Linked DNA regions of Homo sapiens: all the other regions are linked to region 1. Evidence: chromatin contacts called from ENCODE POLR2A ChIA-PET data. All regions are on one chromosome and are shown on one strand. The core of a region is the stretch at or near the end of the contact, and the rest is flanking DNA. Distances in the headings are between cores, read along the strand shown. Region 1 holds the start of ARMC2-AS1 (ARMC2 antisense RNA 1). Region 2 has its middle 47 kb from the start of LINC00222. Region 3 overlaps SESN1 (sestrin 1).

Evidence for each region. ChIA-PET counts read pairs that join two places held with the same protein, here RNA polymerase II (POLR2A).
Region 2: POLR2A ChIA-PET joins it to region 1 with 12 read pairs in AG04450. The contact joins the enhancer-like site here to the promoter of ARMC2-AS1 in region 1. POLR2A ChIA-PET finds 5 or more read pairs at or near these places in 2 of 52 experiments (AG04450 and activated T-cell).
Region 3: POLR2A ChIA-PET joins it to region 1 with 10 read pairs in activated CD4-positive, alpha-beta memory T cell. The contact joins the enhancer-like site here to the promoter of ARMC2-AS1 in region 1. POLR2A ChIA-PET finds 5 or more read pairs at or near these places in 8 of 52 experiments (K562, OCI-LY7, Panc1 and 4 more).

The regions. Positions count from the first base shown.
Region 1 is chr6:108,922,840-108,925,369 of GRCh38, reverse strand. ARMC2-AS1 (ARMC2 antisense RNA 1) reads left to right here and starts at 1,267. Exons shown (of 3, transcript NR_104137.1): 1 at 1,267-1,309; 2 at 2,326-2,395. All of the region lies in intron 10 of ARMC2 (armadillo repeat containing 2), which reads right to left.
Region 2 is chr6:108,797,488-108,800,017 of GRCh38, reverse strand. No RefSeq gene overlaps it. Among named protein-coding and RNA genes, the nearest start is that of LINC00222, 47 kb to the right of the region's middle. Within about 2 kb of position 1,262, at least 11 of the 41 ENCODE cell types and tissues checked have a DNase peak (open chromatin) inside an H3K27ac peak, as active enhancers do.
Region 3 is chr6:109,035,448-109,037,977 of GRCh38, reverse strand. The region is part of intron 1 of SESN1 (sestrin 1); the gene reads left to right. It also overlaps a transcript of ARMC2 not described here. Among named protein-coding and RNA genes, the nearest start is that of SESN1, 58 kb to the left of the region's middle. Within about 2 kb of position 1,262, at least 3 of the 41 ENCODE cell types and tissues checked have a DNase peak (open chromatin) inside an H3K27ac peak, as active enhancers do.

The sequences.
Region 1 (2,530 bases), core at 18-2,517:
CAATAGGCATTTATTAATGGAATGAATGAAGGGGTGGACATCTACAAAGGAAAGACTGGGATATCAGAACACCATGGGCTAAGCAGACAATATCTCTGAGGTAGACAGATTTTAAGATTTTTTTTGAAAGCAGAGGAGTAAAAAATAATGGATGAAAGAAAAATGGACTCTGTAGTTACCCAGCTCAGGCTAACTTGTCTATGTTTAAGACCTTTCAGAGGCCGATCAGTCGCTTCCTCTTCCGTGTTAACAAAGCATCCTGTTCCTGCCTCTATAACCCCCATCCATCACAGAATAAAAAATAACGGATGAAAGAAAAATGAACTCTCTGGAAGGGGACCAGCCTCTGTGTATTTGTTCTCTAGCCTATCTCATTTCTGACAGCAGCTCCTTCCCAAGCTCCTAAACTCCCGGGCCCCACCCCTTTCCCCACCTGACTGGTCACACGTTCACCCCTTCTCTCCATCACCAGCGTCACTGGTTCAGTTTAAGCTCACTTCATCTCTTACCCAAACTCTACAGCCCCCTGGATGGGCTCCTTCCACAGTTTGCCCCCATAGCTGCTCACTGCTGCCAGAGGGGGCATCTCAAAGCTCCGCCTTCCCTGCTCAAAGGCCTCCTGCGACTTCCGGCCCAGCCAGTAGCACCCATAGCCTAAAGGTTCCTCAGTCTCTGAAGTGTGGTTTATCCCTCCAAACTCATCTCCTTTGCCTCGGCACCACCCTGGCCATCTTTCAGACTCTGCACCACATGAGGTCCTCAACCCTTCATGACGCCATGCCTTTGAATAGGCGGCTTCCTCCGCCCAGAGTGCCCTCGATTACACTTTGCCACCCCTTCTCCCCCGGGCCATCTCCTGCTCATTTTTTTCTTTTTTCTTTTTCGAGACAGAGTCTCGATCTCGGCTCACTGCAACCTCCGCCTCCTGGGTTCAAGCGATTCTCCTGCCTCAGCCTCCCGAGTAGCTGGGATTACAGGCAAGCACCACCACACCCTGCTAATTTTTGTATTTTTAGTAGAGACAGGGTTTTGCCATGTTGGCCAGGCTGGTCTTGAACTCCTGACCTCAAGTGATCCGCCCGCCTCGGCCTCCCAAAGTGCTGGGATCACAGACATGATCCACCGCGCCCGGCCTCCTGCTCATTTTTCAAAACCCAGCTCAAGATAACTTCTCTGTGAAGTCCTTTCCGAGGCTGATCAGTCACTTCCTCTCCTTCCTCTTCCGTGTTACCAAAGCATCCTGTTCCTGCCTCTACAACCCCCATCACAGAAGCATTGTCACTTGTCTTCAGGCATCTTCTCTCCCATGGTGAGCTCCTCTAGGGTACAAACCACTTCTTATTCCTCTTTCTATTCAGAGGACAACAAATGTGCTCATAAAAAGCTCTTAAATGTTCAGCTACTGGAGGGCTGGAAGAGTGAATGAGAAGGGGAAGGAGGAGGGGAATGAGGAGGGGGAAGAAAGAAAGAAGGGACAGGAGCGACAAAAGAGAGGTTTTTCCCTTTAAGACACCTCTGGCAAGAAAGTGCGGGAGCTTAGCAGAGGCCTGGGTGAACCAGGGCCTAAAACCCTGAGGGAGAAGGATCAGGAAAAGGCCACCACGCAGATGCAGCTCTGAAGGCCCTGTATCTTGAGAGACTTGTCACCAACCTCTGAGAGCCACCAATCTCACTGTGGGATGATGGTGGGGCCCTGAATGCTCAGACCAGTGGCCTTTTCTGGAAAAAATGCAGGAAAAAAAAAAAAAAAAGGGTGTGGGGAGGAGAGTCTAGCTAAATCATGTGGTCACAGTAAAGGCAAGTTCCAAGTCAACCCATTTAACTGAATTTTGCTCCTACTTTTGAATTCATTATATACAAGTGAAAATTAAAAAAAAGAAAACAAGAACTCTCAGTTGAACAGAGATAAATCTGTGAAAATTATCAATGAGTTCTGTGCTCTACAGCAGGGTCTTTATTTCCCACCCTCAAGAAAAGCCCACCCACTGGGCCCTCCCCCAAAGCAGGAGTTAACCAAAGCCCAAGCTTCATGCTTGGAGGTGTGCATCCATTTCTTTCTTAACTTTCTATTCTAATTTATATTATCTATAAATGCACAAACTTAAACACACATTTTTCTTTTTTATTGTATATAATCTTTCAAACCACCTCAAATCCCTTACTTAAAAAAAGTCTTGTTTAGTCTCTAAAGGACTTAGTAGAGAAATTCTCAACCTCTTAAGTAGCATTTCACCAAGAAATAGCACACTGAAAAACACAAGTTTTAATTCCTATCTTTTCCCCCATCTCTTAACTTGCAATCCTGTGGGACTTGCAATCCTGAAGGCAGCCCATAGGAAGAAGAAAAAAGAGAAGAAAATGACACTGATAATCCACAAAGAGGACTAATACAAATGTAAGTTTCCTTGCTTATTAGCAATTGTTAGGTGATGTTTAGGACAAAAGGGGACCTAAGGTTTTGGTAAATACCCAGGAAGAAACATTCCATTTTGCTTCTGGTTACCAATCTACTACTGAAAAATGACTGAGC
Region 2 (2,530 bases), core at 13-2,512, 130 kb after region 1:
CACTTGATTTTAAGCACCTGGAAGCAAGAATCATCTCTATACCTAGATAAAGATTGCTATCTTCCTATGCCTGGCTGTGCTCAACAGAGATGAGATGCTATCTGTTGGTTTTGCAATACTGTGGAATTATCCTCCATGCTATCCCTGTCACTTCATTGCCTGTGCTGGTCCTTTTGTATCATTTAAATTTGGTGACCCCTTCAGAACTCACACAGTTTGAATAGTTCTGCTTTCCAGTATTCATCAAAGTTACACCAGCAATGACAACTTTAAAGAAACAATGGCAAATAGGCATCAATCTCTCCCTTCTGACTCTTTGAAAGAAGAATATAGTGCAGGAGAAACACAAACCTAGTAAAATAATTGTTGTAAATCCATATCATCAAGTTTTCCCCTCTGGTCTCTACAGCAAGTTACTGGGTGCATGGGAGTTCATCTTTAAGAACAGAGCTGTCGGAATGACGCCAGGGCTGAAGCCCGAATAAAGCCGCAGAGCCAGGCGCACTTGCTAATGATCTAGGAGAGGGTCCCGCCGCACGCAATCAAACACACAGCACACTCTTGGGGTTCAAAAGCTCCCTTTCATGCGCCCAGAATGTTTATTTTTTTTAAGAGTGGCAAATGAAAATGAATTTCTAATCTGCATCACAACCAGAGTGCACCATGCATGGAAAAAAAAGCCCTTCCCTGACACAAAGGCCACGGCCATCTGGAAGAAAAGCCACCCTCCTAAGCAGATCAGCTGCAGGTTCCATCGCACTGGGGCGGATTTGCCCGGAAACAGGCATCTTGCCTTTATTAACTTACCCCGTCATTAACAGTAATCAGCATTGTCCGCTCCATCTAATTCTTACTGAGCACCTGTGTATGTGGTGTTGCGTGGCCTGTCCCTGAGAGACCCTAAGGACAAATGCATCCTCTCTTGTCCCAAAGCCAGCTTCGTCAACAGGAGGTGCTTTGGAAAAGTAGTGTGAGCAGGGCCAAAACCAACCAAAGCCAACACGATTTTTAAAAGTGCGGTGTGTGTGCAGGTGAATGTCAAGCCCTCACTGGTAAGAAGGTGCTCTCGGGGCCCTCTCCTGCTTCTTCAGGCCTCCCCCAACCCAGGCCCCTAGGAGCACAGCCAGATTTCCTCCCTCATTCTGCAGTGCAACAAGGCTCTCGCCTCAGTGCACTGAGCCCGCTCCTGCTGCGGGAACCCAGGCTGGAGTGTGAAACCAGCTCTCTGCCTGCCGCAGGGACTGTTATCACCGCTCCCCACGCTGCTTCCTGTCACGTATCCTGTGCCAATGCTGTGTCAAGCCCATCTTACATTTTTCAAAGTGTCTTTAGCATCATTTCCTGAGCCTGAACATTTGCTCGTCCTGCAAAACAAGAACTCATTTTACAAAGTTTCACTCAGGATTATTAGGACCACAGAGGCAAGAGTAAACACTATTCTCTTATCAGCAAGAGAGACAGAGAGCCCAGCTTTGCTGTGACACTCCAGTAATTTGCAAACCAGAGCAGGTCTGTGTGTTTTTATCTAAGTAGAGAGACCTGCTCTTCCAGTTAAAAAAATCATATTAAAAATTACACCATTCCCTCTCCCCACATAATTTAGCATCAGATAATTTTCTGCAGTGATTCCTCCTTTCTCGAGGGCTGCGAGGAGGCAGCATGGAGGTGCCAGGAGTTTGGCTCAGTGTACAGGTGGCCGGCATGTTAGTCTCAGCCCAGCTCACTGTAAATAATGCAGCCTGACAAGATTTCTCCTTTCCTTTCACCTTTCGCCTAACTCTTTCAGCCCGCTCGCTTACATCATCCTGGTTGGATTTAAATAGCTAACTGTGCCATGTTCTCCTGGACACAAACCACCGGACTGGCCACCTCCGTAGCTAGCCTCTACCTAGTAGAGCTCTGGGGCCAATGGCTGCCAGAGCTCAGCGCTTGCTGGAGTCCAGTGAATTTTCTGTCACTAAGGGAGGGAAAAACGTAGAGGCACAGGAGGTCTGTTCATGCATGGGAATACTTGCATGCCTGGGCAATGAGTTGTGTTGTGTGAATCTTACTATGTCCTGGGTATAAAGGGAAAAGATAATGTGCATCCTTTGTTCCCTCCTATTAAACTATAACTAGATGATACATTCAAACTCAGTGGTTAACTTATGAAATGATTTCAGCTCAAAAGATGGGTAGAAAATCTCTGGGAACTGCAACCTTTCCCTTTTCATTTTAAGGATATGTTAGCTACATTCTTGCGGCAGTGCAATGTTGCATGAATATCAAGCTGAGTTTAACTCCACTATGCTCCACAACAAACGCTTTTAATTATTTTAACTTTTAAGTAATGAATTATGAGTTGAGAAGTCTGCTAAGCTGTTGTCTTCAATAAGAACTCTTGCAAAGAAAAAGGCTAGAAGACAAAAATGACTGAAGAAGTTAAGGGTGAGACTAATGTAACCCACTGGAATCACATCATTCTAGAATTTTAATTAAGTAAATCTAAAAGCACTAGAGAGCCATTTACACAAATAATAGGCTGAAAGTT
Region 3 (2,530 bases), core at 13-2,512, 110 kb before region 1:
CTTAATGATTTTTCTATTTTTCAGGGTACTTGCATTTTAACAAAAGATAATGGAATTAGTCAGCTTATAGAATTATAGGCATCGTTGAACATCAACTAAATATGTAAATGGAAGATGACTAGGTATCATTTTACTATTTTTATCTCTGAGGAAGAATCTGGGTGACAAGTTTCTATGCCTTTTTTTTTTATAATAGCGCTTCTGAAATTATACCAAGCAAGCAGCCATATACTCTAGTAAATCATAAGGCCAGCCTTGATTTTATTGATGATTGTCCAAGTTTCTAAAAACTATAATATGATAAATATTTCAACATTAAAACCATATATTTTGCCTCTGGTTCTCAATTTCTTCATCTATAGAATTAAAGTATTAATACTTAGATGCTCCAAATCTATTCTAGCTTCACCCAACTTATAATTGTTTTAGCTCTGAAATTCTGTAATTATTACATCACATTGGACTAGATGCTGAATATATTAATAATTGCATTGTGTAATGGAGGGAATTTTAACATCTTGGTGTATTTCAGAATCATCCCCGTGAATTAAGGTTGCTTTAATTATTGCTCTGCAAAGATACTAATTAGTGGAGTGTTATGGTTTCTACGGCCTAATAATGTTTCCTAGGTGAAATAAAAACATACTTCTTTTCTGTGCCCTAAATTCCAATTTAAAAGGATAAGAGAAAAAACAAAATTTTTATAACCTTAATGGACATTTTAGCTAAGATTTTGATTTGAAAAGTACATTTTAATAGAAAATAGTAGTGCAATATTGTTGCATCACAGAGTCTTAAATAGCGTGGTTCATAAGTGAGGTAACTTGTTTTTCTGGACTTATGGCCCATTGGGGAGGGAAAGATTGTCTTTACTACTTAGAAAGTTTTCATGCCTTTTTATGCTGTATCAGGAATATAACAGCTATATTTTGGCAGCACATTATGGGCGGGGGCCCTGTAGAAAAAGACAAGGGACCTTGATCGGTAAGTTTCCTAACTGAGGTGCTGAACCAAAGCCAAAGAAAGTTTTTAAACATCTGTAAACCTTTTTGTTAGTACTGATGGGGCAGTATGCCTATTTGTCTCTCTCAGATTTACGACTGTTTTATTATTTTACTGTAATTATTTTAAGAGCATTTTTATTAGGCTAGAAAGAGAGCTGTAAGTGAACATATGATACTCTACTAATGGGGAACAGGTGAGAATAATAGCGCCACTGGAAACAAGAAAGCTAAAATTGTGGTAGCACTTCCTCCAGGTATTTAGCTTAGGCTTAAGCAGAGTTGTCTGAAAGTTAACAGGAAAAGAAACTACTTGTGAAGTGTTAAAAACCACAACCTAAAAAAAATTTTTTTTATCATATCATATTATAGTGTATTAAGAACTACTTGTCACAGTTAAGCTGGTTTAGTAGTATTTGATAAATACACTTTCCCTCAAACCTCAGATAAAAACAAACAAAAAACACTAGATCCCAGCATCAGAAACTGGTTTGTTTCTTTTTCATTCTCCTGGAGCCAAGTGTGTAACAATATTAGTGCCATGCCATCTTTTATTAGGCAAAGAATGATGGTTAAGCTTTCCATTCCTCACAAAAGGACTACAGTCTAAAGTTAAAATTCATATTAATTATTTGAAACTCTGAACTTACTTTTTCACTCAGACAAATCGTAAAGCCAACCCACAAAAGCTGATTTTAACTGCATAGGTTTGCTGAACTATAAAGCTGGAAGCAGTAATGACATTTAGATTCTATTTTAGCAATGTTTCTATGAAAAAAACTAAATTTTAACTGAGAATTCCAACAACACTCCCTCCCTCCCCATTCTGATGACTCCTCTCTTTCCTAAGTGTACCTTGGTAGGAAAAGGTCCTAATAAGAGGCTAGAAGAGGGTGGAAATTCTGAATGGGGCCTAGAATTGGAAAAGAATGGTGGGGAGTCTTGAGGGTTTCTGAAAGTCTTTGATTTTAATAATACAAAGGGCAGATACAATAAGGAGGGCAATTACTATGCTCTGGGAGTTACAGAAGTTTAGTAATGAGCTTGTCCCTATTAATCATTAATATGTGATAGTGGTGCAGTGGTCACGTCTGTAATCCCAGCACTTCAGGAGGCTGAGGCAGGAGGATCACTTGAGGCCAGGAGTTTGAGACCAGCCTAAGTAACATAGCAAGACTCCATCTCTACAAAAATAAAAATAGAAATAAATTAGCTGGGTGTGGTGGCATGCACCTGTAGTCCCAGCTACTGGGGAGGCTAAGGTGGGAGGATCACTTAAGCCCAGGAATTTGAGGCAGCAGTGCATTATGACTGAGCCTGGGCAACAGAGTGAGACCCCTTCTCAAAAAAAGTGACAGAGGTTCTAAGGCTACATGAAGCCCAGTAAGAGTCAGTGACTGTGTTCTTTTCCTTTTCCTTTTTTTTTTTCCCTCTGCCGGGTAGTCACATCTTTGCCTTTGTCCCCAAGAGTCCTGAACACCTTATTTCCTATATTTCCAGTACTAAGGTTCTTCCTACCTACTCCATAT